Regions from separate parts of the Homo sapiens genome. Here region 2 is linked to region 1. A link is a contact called in ENCODE Hi-C or POLR2A ChIA-PET data. All regions are on one chromosome and are shown on one strand. Each heading gives the region's core, a stretch centred on a gene start or an enhancer-like site at or near the end of the contact. The rest is flanking DNA. Distances are from core to core; before and after follow the strand shown. Region 1 overlaps SHE (Src homology 2 domain containing E). Region 2 holds the start of ADAR (adenosine deaminase RNA specific).

What was found. A loop is a pair of places that touch in the nucleus more often than their neighbours do. ChIA-PET counts read pairs that join two places held with the same protein, here RNA polymerase II (POLR2A). Pooled maps may share reads with other maps.
Region 2: a pooled map shows a loop between it and region 1 (4-fold over the local background). The contact joins the promoter of ADAR here to the enhancer-like site in region 1. A Hi-C loop is called at or near these places in 9 of 50 pooled maps. POLR2A ChIA-PET finds 5 or more read pairs at or near these places in 9 of 52 experiments (GM12878, OCI-LY7, SK-N-SH and 6 more).

Annotation. Positions count from the first base shown.
Region 1 is chr1:154,494,236-154,499,909 of GRCh38, forward strand. SHE (Src homology 2 domain containing E) reads right to left here. Exons shown (of 6, transcript NM_001010846.3): 2 at 4,877-5,003. Among named protein-coding and RNA genes, the nearest start is that of TDRD10, 5.1 kb to the right of the region's middle. Within about 2 kb of position 2,861, at least 13 of the 41 ENCODE cell types and tissues checked have a DNase peak (open chromatin) inside an H3K27ac peak, as active enhancers do; they include GM12878, OCI-LY7 and endothelial cell of umbilical vein, where a contact is called at or near this core.
Region 2 is chr1:154,605,352-154,611,025 of GRCh38, forward strand. It overlaps ADAR (adenosine deaminase RNA specific), which reads right to left and starts at 2,835. Exons shown (of 15, transcript NM_001111.5): 1 at 2,641-2,835. The coding sequence starts at 2,655. RefSeq lists a silencer at 2,609-2,718 and enhancers at 2,719-3,108, 3,778-4,771, 4,855-4,934.

The DNA of each region.
Region 1 (5,674 bases), core at 1,611-4,110:
CAAAAGCAGGTACAATTCAGAAACCCTGAAATTTAGCGAGGAGAATAAAGACAAATTAAATCAAAACCAGTCTTCATTTGCACTTTTTTCCATAAGAGGTTTTTTCTGTTTAAATCACAGGCAAAGACAGACATAACAGTTTTTTTTTTTTTTTTTTTTTTAGAGATGGGGTCTCACTATATTGGCAAGGTTGGCCTTGAACTTCTGGCCTCAACTGATCCTCCCACCTTGGCCTCCCAGAGTGCTAGGATTATAGGCATGAGCCACCGGGCCCGGCAGATGGAGTTTATAGTTTTTTTTTTTTTTTTTAATGGAGACTCGAACAGTGAGGTTCTCTTTTAGATTTGACTATTTAAACAAACCAACAAAATCATTTGGAAGTAAAAATAAAATTTTAAAAATAATCTTTGACTGGAGCTCAAAAGCTAAAACCACAGCTTGCTGAATGACATGGTATTTTCAGTTGTGTAATTTGAACAAATTATTTAATCTTTCTGAACCTAGGTTTCCTCAACTGTATAAAGAAACCCGCTTGCACGGTGGCTCACTTTGTGGCTGGCAATCCCAGCACTTTGGGACGCCAAGGCAGGAGGATGACTTGAGGCCAGGAGTTCGAGACCAGTCTGACCAACATGGTGAAACCCCGTCTCTACTAAAAATACGAAAATTAGCCAGGTGTGGTGGCAGGTGCCTGTAATCCCAGTTACTTGGGAGGCTGAGGCAGGAGAATCACTTGAACCTGGGAGGTAGAGATTGCAGTGAGCTGAGATTGCACCACTGCACTCCAGCCTGGGCGACACAGCGAGACTCCGTCTCAAAAAAACAAACAAACAAAACACTTTACAGGGTTGCTGCAAGATTTAGTGAGGTAATTTGGCCAGGCTGGTACCTAGTAAGCTCTCAATTTACAGCTGTATGACATCAACTGCAGAAAGAATCCTCATGCTAACTAGCCAATGGGAACTTTTAAAGACCTGTCCGATGCTAATGTTTCAAAGCGGTGGCTAAAACTCCTAATGCTAGATTATGTAGAATATTTCTGCCAAATATTTAGCTAAATATCTTAGCTAGAATATTTAGTTAAAATGTTCCTGTGAATTTAGCAGAAAAGCAACAGAGGTTTATATTAATATTGCCTTGTATTCAGTCATATCTTTTTATGAACAATCCTTTGGATAAATCTCAGTGATAATTTACTCATAAACTCATAAATTCTTAACTTTTAAAAGTTAAGAGCAAAGTTTTGGGGGGACCCAGGCTTCCTGGGTCCCATAGCGATTTGGCCACAGGAAAGCCATGGGCTTCTCTCAGTTTCCTCTGCCCCTGAGGTAGATGCTGGCTCCTATTCTCAACTTCATGGCACTTATCATGCTTTTCAATGACTTATCTTCTTTGCTGGTAGGTCTGTTTCCCCCTTAGGCTGTGAGGTCCAAGGGCAGAAATCATGTGGGTCTTGTTTCCTGTATGCCCAGAGCTCAGGACAGGGCCTAGTACATAATAAAAAAAAAAACCTCAAGAAATATTTGTTGGGTATTCTAAAACAACATATGGGCAGTATTCTACACGCCCAAGATATTGTTAAAACCAGGCCTGTAATTCCCATTTCACCGGTAGAAAAAAGGCAATGCAAAGAATGGCAACACAGATTTAACCACTCCACAGTTCAACTGTGTTCATTAAAATCCTTTCCATCTTCAGAAATGCTGAAACAAGTAAAAAAAACTCTCATTTCTCAAGAAAGACGGGAAATTTCCGAACTTGGACTTGACAATCAGGTACACAAGGAGCAAACTGAATAAAAAAGTAAAAGGTTTAAAAAACAAAAAACAAAAGCCCAGCAGCAAATCTTTTATTTCTAGCTTCCGATAAACTCACTTCCTGTTATTCTGTCCAGCTTGTAACCTACGGGTAGAATAAGAGGTAGAGTCTCTACACTGATTGAGAAGGTGCTTTGTGATATATATTCTAAATGAAGAAACTTTAAAATCCACGAGTACAACTTTTTTAAAGTTAAGACCAAAGTATACTTAGATCACTAGTTTAGAAAGTTAGTAATTTGGATTTTTAATAAATTTGAATTTATTTGCCAACTGAATATATTAATTTTGTATTCCTAAATGAATTTATTTTCAGAAATTGTTTAAAACAGAGCATGGAACTTAATACACACTCAAATATTAAATGCTAGCGATTATTATTACATTTATTCCATGTTGGACAATTCTGACTTCTGAAGACAACATTCTTGGTTGAGTGGAAAGGTGCCTCACTTACGGGTGAAGTTTACAGTGGTTTTGCAAACGGCATTTCAAGTGTGTCCTGAACGCCATGTGGTGTCAGGGGCAGACCACTCAATGTGGAGTGGGAGATCCGGGTGCTAATTCCTGCTCTGTCTCTTAAAATGTCTCCTTAACACAGGCAAGCCCCAATCCCTTTGATCTTGTTTTTTGTCACCCTGTCACAAGGGGGACAGCATTGTAGTCCCCTAGCTTATAGAGCTCTTGTGGGAATTACATGAAAAAAAAAACAAAAAAACCCCCCAAAATTATATTCATTTTTATAAAATCACAGCACATTTCCTCTTATCAGTGCAGCTCTCCAAATAAACAGATGTATGGTATAAACTACCTACTTCAGTTAAAGAGAAAGATAAGAATAAAAACCCAAGGACAAAGAAAGGTGAATCACAATTAAGCATAAAACTTTTTTTTTTAAGAAAATCCTTTTCCTCAATTTTATGTAAAAGTAAATTCTTTTCCCTATTCCTTTCAAGGCTCTGATGTTTTTTAAAACTCTGACAGTTCATTTTCACTTCCTTTCATTCACAGATTTCATTAGGGGTCACAGTCCAGTGACCTTCAGGGTCACAGCCTGGCCAGGGTACACCCTCCCCACACGGAGGGCCTTATCTCTGTAAGCAGAGAAGCAGGAAGCGGAGCCAGGCTTTCCTGTTCCAGCTCGTTTTCATTCTGAAGACTGTCTTGGCCCTTCCAGTGTGCTGCTGCTACTCTCTGCTCAACTCTTCTGAGACTATACTTAGAGAACCTGAGCTTGACAGCTCTTCAATCTGTTCTAAACAGAAGAGACAAAGTCTTTCATGTGGGACCAGTTACTCTTCCCAGGCATGAAACCCACAAGAGTCAAATAAGGCTCCCTTGAGTCAGCATTCAGCAATTACATTTCTCATTATGGATGGAAGACTGTTTAAGGAAAACTAGGTGAAGACATAAAGTTCACAAATAAATCTATATTATTTTTATTTAAGTATCATTTACATCAACTTAAGAGAATTATGACTAAAAGGGAAAAGTTTGACACTAAGAATGACAGAGTGACTGCTTAGCTCACAAACTGGAATTGTTCTGACTTGAAAAGTTACAAGATTAGTCTTTGGTTTTAGGTGGTTGCCTTGAATGGCTTGGTTTACACAGCAATGATTTTTTTTTCTTTTCTTTTTTTTTTGAGACAGAGTTTCCCTCTTGTTGGCCAGGCTGGAGTGCAATGGCACGATCTTGGCTCACCACAACCTCTGCCTCCCGAGTTCAAGTGATTCTCCTGCCTCAGCCTCCTGAGCATCTGGAATTACAGGCATGCACCACCATGCCCGGCTAATTTTTTATATTTTTAGTAGAGACAGGGGTTTCTCCACGTTGGTCAGGCTGATCTCGAACTCCCGACCTCAGGTGATCGGCCCACCTCGGCCTCTCAAAGTGCTGGGATTACAGGTGTGAGCCACCACACCCAGCCAGCAGTAATTTATAATTACTGCTTAGTAATTAAATTCTTGGCTCCAATATTGTAGAACTTGTTGAGAAAGTCTTCTACTACAAAATACAGAATCACATCATGTTTGCAGTTTTTGTTTGTTTTTTTTGAGACGGAGTTCCACTCTTGTTGCCCAGGCTGGAGTGCAATGGCTCAATCTTGGCTCACTGCAACCTCTGCCTCCCAGGTTCAAGCAATTCTCCTACCTCAGCCTCCCAAGTAGCTGGGATTACAGGCATGCGCCACCATGCCTGGCTAATTTTGTATTTTTTTTTAGTAGAGACAGGGTTTCTCCATGTTGGTCAGGCTGGTCTTGAACTCCTGACCTCAGGTGATCCGCCCACCTTGACCTCCCAAAGTGCTGGGATTATAGGCGTGAGCCACTGCGCCTGGCCTTTTTTTTTTTTTCCTTTTTGAGACAGGGTCTTGCTTTGCTGCCCAGGCTGGAGTGCAGTGGCGCAATCTTGGCTTGTTGCAACCTCCTCCTCCCTAGTTCAAGTGATTCTCGTGCCTCAGCTTCCCAAATAGCTGGGATTACAGGTGTGCACCACCACACCCGGCTAATTTTTGTATTTTTAGTAGAGATGGGGTTTCACTATGTTGGCCAGGCTGGTCTCAAACTCCTGGCCTCATATGATCTGCCCGCCTCTCTCCCAAAGTGCTGGGATTATAGGCACGAGCCACTGCACCTGGCCATCCTTGCATTTTTTAATAGATTAAAATCCCTTAAGTATGTATTTGCTTCTTGGTAAGATGTATGACTCCCATTATGAATGTTAAAGCTTCTGAAAGTGGCCCCAAAATGTATATAATCATGTTAAAACTGAACATCATATTCTGAGCAGATCTGCACTCATAAATGTCATCTTGCATAGAACTAGAAAAACTTTGAAGACTCCTGTAAATTCTAAAACTCTGAAGGATACTAAATCATACAGGAAGTTACCTAAATAGTCCGACATTAGTTTGGGGTCTAATTTCTGTTTCTTCAAGTCAGCAGGATCTGGGTAAATTGCTTTATCCCTCTTCCCCAATAGACACCGGTTACTATATTACAACACTCACTGAGTGTGAGATTTCAGTCTCTATTCTGTAGAGCCTGCTTACAAACCTGTTATCATTTGCTGTGCATCATATGGTTCCATGTAACCGTCGTTCTCTCCGACTCTCTCTGCATCCCTTTGACCCTTTGTCCGTTTGGCATCATAAGGGTCAGCATAGTCTTCTAAAATGATGACCTGAAAAAGAACAAGAGAGGACAGTTGCTAAGGGCCACCGTATACCAAAATGGCAATGGTATCAAAATGGCTACTGACATCTCCTGCATATCCAAGGAGGTCAAAATCTCTATAACCAGTTCCAGATAGCTTTTGCACTTGATCATGTGTCCCAGTTAGACAAACACCTGTTTTTTTTGGTTGTACAGTTGATTTGCAACAATTCATCTAACTCTTTCACTTATCCCCAAGGCTCTTTATACCTCCCTTTATTTCTCCAAGCAATAAAACATTTTCTGGGTTAGAGGGTGGCAGGGGTGGATGTGGGGAGTGAAGGCTACCTGTGGCTTTAGAGCATAAAGGGTATGTGGCTTTACCACATACCCTTTATGAATTGAGTTTTTTAAACTCCAATCAGCTGAGCAGTACAGTCATAATGAGTCAGTCAGTCATCCACCAGCACTGGCTAGGCACTGTGAAGGAGTCAAAATAAACCCAAGACATGCTTCCTGTCCTCAAGGAGTGGATCACAGCTCCAAAGACACAGGCTTCATAGATGAGAAGTAGGTCAGTACTAAACAGTATTGTAGGTGTTCTACGTTCAATAATTCACAGGCAAACTGACTGTCACAGGCTACAGACCAGATAGGGTTTTGATCCCTATCTGGGATCCCCTATTTTGTGTCAGAAAG
Region 2 (5,674 bases), core at 1,585-4,084, 110 kb after region 1:
CAGCCCTTGGGGTTTCCTCTCCTTGAGCTTCTCCTACTCAGCACCTGTTAAACCATTTACTTTCCCTCGTATCAGAGCTACTGGATTTTTTTTTTTTTTATGGCACACACACATTGCAGTGTCTGAAAGGTAATTAACATTAGGTGTCCTATAAGTTATACTCAACTCTCCACTCTCAATATTCCCAACACAGTACTGATGAGGGGCTTCAGTTGATTCCATGGTGAGCTCTTGGGGGTCAAGGACTATGCTTCAATCATCTCAACCTCTCTAGCACTTGGCACAAAGCTGATTCTCAACAAACATTTGTTGAATTAATGACTGCATGAACAAGACGCCACTATGCAAGCAATCATTTCTTTCTTGTTCCTCTTGCTGCACCCTCACGCCCACCATATTGCTAGGGACAGAGGCAAATGTGTGTACAGAGTGAGTGCTGGCTCCCAGAGCTGAATTATGGGACTTAGGGGTTCTCCTATTAGCTCTTTGAGTGACCTTGGGAAAAAAAAATTGTGTTTCAAAGTGGCTAGAGTCAGTTAAAAGCTAAATGTTTTTTAAACTGCTACTCTTGGCCCAAATCTGGAAAATATTTTAATGTCTGTCTATAGAAGAATTAAATTATGAAACATTCATTCTATGGAATAGTACTCACACGGTTATTTTTTTTCTTGTGAGACGGAGTCTCGCTCTGTTGCCAAGCTGGAGTGCAGTGGCATGATCTCGGCTCACTGCAATCAGGCTGGAGTGCAGTGTGATCTCAGCTCACTGCAATCTCCGCCTCCCGGGTTCAAGTGATTCTCCTGCCTCAGCCTCCGGAGTAGCTGGGATTACAGGCGCACGCCACCACACCCAGCTAATTTTTGTATTTTTAGTAGAGATGGGGTTTCACCATGCTGGCCAGGATGGTGTCGATCTCCTGATCCGCCCTCCTCGGCCTCCCAAAGTGCTGGGATTACAGGCATGAGCTACCACGCCCGGCCAGTTATTTTATTTTTTTAAAATGTGTCATATCTATTTGTATTCACCTGGGGATAATTTAGGAATCATATAATGTTCAATAAAACAACAAAAAGTTGTAGAATAGTATGTACATTATAATTTTTTTCCCTAAACAAAAAGAGAAAATCCATGAATGTGTATGTGTGCGCACAATGGAATGAACACAGAGAAAAGAAAGGAGATGTAAGTTTGCTAAGGATATCTTAGGGCAGTAGGGTTAGAGGGAGAGGAGGAGATTATTAATCTTTCTTTTTGCCCCCCTTAAATCCCCTAAACACCAAGCCACCGTTGAGTACAGCCATTTGGAAAGCTACGGAATAGGAGAGCAAGAAAGTGAGCAAGCAACCCACAGTGATCCTTTCTAAATCTCTCAGCATCACCTCTATGCAAATTACATAACAACTCATTTAACATTCATTGCCTCCCAGATTTCACTTTAATCTGGTCTCACATATTTAGGATCAAGAGATAAGCACTACCCCCTTTGCCTTTACCACACAGGTTCCACAGTGCAATACACTGACACCTGTGCAGAAATGCTTTTCCTTCAAGTTAGGCGTCCTTAATCCTTTCAAAGGAGTGCTTAAAAAAAAAAAAATATATATATATCTTAACAAAATTGAGGTATATAATTTAGATACAGTAAAATTTATCCTTTTAAGTGTATAAATCTATGAATTTCGACAATCGCCACCACAATCAAGATATAGAACATTTCTATTTCCCTAAAAAGCTTTTTCATGCCACTCAACAATCAATTTCTTCCACGATACCCAGTCCCTGGCACCCACGGATCCACTTTCCATCCCTATAACTGTGGTTTTTTTTTTCCAGAATGTCATATAAATGGACTCATACAGTATGCAGCCTTTTGAGTCTGGCTTCTCGTGCTTAGCATAACGCACTTGCGAGTCACCCGTGTTGTTACTTGTAACAGTATTTCCTCTTCACTACTAAGCAGTATCCCATTATGTGGATGTATTTCAGTTTATCTGTTAACCTGCTGAAGGCCATTTGTGTTTTCCCAGTTTTTAGCTATAAAGTGGTTAACAAGCTTTCTCCTACAGCTTAAGTGCCATTTTTAACTCCCAGAAGGCCTTCAGGAGGTGGATAAGGTGAGCTGAGGATAGTGTGCGCTGCTCAAAGTCCGAACGTTGTTCAAGTGGGGCTAAAGCGGGGGTAGGGGGTTCCACAAGGGGCCCTAGCAGAAAGGGAGACGATGTGTCTGCCTTGACATGGGCTCAGGCCTTCCTACTCAGACGGGGGCGCATTTTCCCCCAAGCCCTCTTCACGCACTGCTCCATTCTGCAGAATTAATGAGCAGGATACAAATTCACAAATTCCTAAACCAGCAATGCTGCTTGGCAAGACTACACACACACGCACACACACACACACACACTCTCACAAGACGCACAAATTCCTAAACCAGCAATGCTGCTTGGCAAGACGACACACACCCACACACACACACTCACAAGACGCACAAATTCCTAAACCAGCAATGCTGCTTGGCAAGACGACACACACACACACACTCTAACACTCACAAGACGCACACGCTACGCACTGCAACACAAAGCCTGTGAGGTTGTAAACGAACCCAGACGGCGGCGAAGGTCCAAGGCCGGCCCGGCTTACCTGCCGCGGATTCATTGCGCCCGCGAGGCATTGCCCGGCCCGACCCGCCGGCGGCACGACCCTGGCCCGACCGCTGGGCCGCGCCAGCCCCTCGAGGCCCCCACGCCTCCGCTACTCCGCACTGGAAGTGGCCCCGGGGCGTCGGCACGGGAAACTCCGCGGGTCTGCGCGCCGGGCCCAAGATGGCTCCGGTTCAATTTCGCTTTCGTTTCCTCGGAAAGCCTTCCCCTCCGGAAAGTTTGGCCAAGAGGAGGGGCTTGAGCAAATCTTGCGCCACGCTTGGTTTCAGGCCGGTTACAAGTCGAACCCCTCCGCTGCATGAGAACTACGGAAGGTACTTTTTTTTTTTTTTTTGAGGCGGAGTCTCGCTCTTTTTGCCCAGGCTGGAGTGCAATGGCGCAATCTCGGCTCACTGCAACCTCTGCCCCCCGGGTTCAAGCGATTCTCCTGCCTCAGCCTACGGAGTAGCTGGGATTACAGGCGAGCGCCATCACTCCTGGCTTTTTTTTTTTTTTTTTTTTTGTATTTTTAGTAAGAACAGGGTTTCACCACGTTAGCCAGGGTGGTCTCGAACTCCCGGCTTCAAGAGATCCGCCCACCTCGGCCTCCCAAAGTGTTGGGATTACAGGCGTCAGCCCCCGCGCCCGTCCGGTACTGTTTAGGAAAACCGCCGTTTCAGTACTGAGCTCCTAATTCCCCGCACAGGCCGTAGGCAGGAATACACGAATAGAGCAAAAGGAAAACAAAGGCACACAAAACCTCAGGCCAGAAACAGCATGACGCCCGGTCCTCCCTCTCTCCGCGCCAGCGCGGTGGTGGCCGCGTCTCCAATGTGGAGGGGGGGGGGAGGGGATGGGCGGGAGCGCAGATCTCGTCAAACGACCAAGGTCCCCACCGTGGGACCTTGTTAATGCTCCTACTATGTTATAAACTTAAGCAAGCAGATGCCAGCCAGTAAAAAGTACCAAGAGTAGCAACAGCAGCAGTGAACAATTTAGGATCTAGGTCATAAAAACTACCCCACCAGGCAAATGGTTAAGTACTTTACATGTATTATCTCCCTTAATCTTCACAACAGCCCTCCAAGGTAGGCATTATTCCCACTTTGCAGGTGTAGAAACCGAGGCTTGACTAAGGCCACGCTGCTGCCAAATCCAGGTCTGAAGGCTTTAGTAAAGCTCAGTCTTCAGCGCTTCTCTACACTCATTCAAATTACACCATTACTTTCAAAAAGATAACTTTTGTTATCTAGAGGGACAAAAGTCAAATTTGCTTCATGGTCAGGCTTCTCTAACTGCTGGATTTTTGTTCAAGGTATCTGGGAAACGATTATTCTAGGGTTCAACACCATCCTCACCTGTGAGAATGTTCTTTCCCTGTGTTTAATCTTAATTTTACCCCCATGCTTATGAAATTACAAGGCAGTCCCTTTATAGCAGTATCTCCAGCTGATGCCCTTTCATGGTGTTAGTCACTCCAAATTAACATTCCCTTGCAGGCTGGGCTCTGTCTTCCTTCTGGGCCTTTGCACATTCTATTCGTTGGCCTAGCATGCACCTCCTCCACGGCTTCCCGTGAATCAACCTTTCAAATTTACAAGGGAGGCCTTCCCCACAGCAGGTAGGGGGAGAGGAGGGGGAGCAGGTGCTGTTTGTGGTTTCCTACTCCATGCTTCTCGAGTTACTGGGCGCCTACCCCTAATAGGGCACTTGCACACTGCGCTAAAAACGCCCCATTCGATCATTTAACAAAACTTTACTAAGCACCTAATTATGTGGCAGATACTGTGTTAAGCACCCAGGATATGACACAAATAAGAGCGCCATCCTTTAGCTAGTCTGCTAGGGAAGATGGATGCCTCAGTAATCACAATTATCATGTACTTCTTGTTCATATATCTGCCTCTAGAATTGTCAAGTCATCTCCTCGGGGGCAGGAAGCATGTTTTGTATCCTTATATTCGCCTTCAGAGGGCTGGTTAGTTGAAAGAATAACAGACCCCTCAGTAGGTATAACAATGGGCAAAAACAATCGAAAGACAACTTCACAGGAGATAAAAAATATCAAACATATGAAAAGGTTCTCAACCCCATCACATCAGAGAAATGCACAGTATAGCTACAGTGAGCTACTGTCCATTCACCAGACAGACAGCATTAGCCATCTGATTAGACCAGGTGGCAGCAAGGATGCAGAGCAGCTCTTAGTCACTACAGGAAACCAGTTTACCATTATCTAGAAAGGTAATGGTAAACCCCAAGAAGTTCATGGTTGCATTATTTGTAATTAATAGCCCCCAAACTGGAAACAACCCAAATGTCCATCAAAAGTAAAATGGATAAATGGTGGCATATGCCCATGATGGAATACAATACAGCAACAAAAATGAAAGATCTACGCATGCAACAAGGTAGCTAATTATCTAAATATGATACTGAGTGGGAAAAGCCATATGTATACTATATGATCCCACTTACAGAAAGTCCCAAGCCAGGCAAAACCAAACTATAGTATGCTCTGCATAAAAGACAAAATGAGGCCGGGCGCAGTGGCTCATGCCTGTAATCCCAGCACTTTGGGAGGCCGAGGTGGGCGGATCACGAGGTCAGGGGATCGAGACCATCCTGGCCAACATAGTGAAACCCCATCTCTACTAAAAGTACAAAAAATTAGCTGGGCATGGTGGCGTGTGCCTGTAGTCCCAGCTACTGGGGAGGCTGACGTGGTAGAAACGCTTGAAGCAGGGAGTCGGAGGTTGCAGTGAGCCAAGATTGTGCCATTGCACTCCAGCCTGGAGACAGAGCAAGACACCGTCTCAAAAAAAAAAAAAAAGAAAAAAAAAAAAAAAAAGACAAAATTGTGGTTAATCACTTCTAGGGAGAAAGGTGGGAGTTTTGACTGGGAAGAAATCTTTTGGGTACCGGTGATGTTCTAGCTCTTGACTTGGGTAGTGGCTACATATGTTTGCTTTCCAATAATTTCATTATACATTTACGTTTTATTCATGTTTCTGTATATATATGCTGTATTTCAC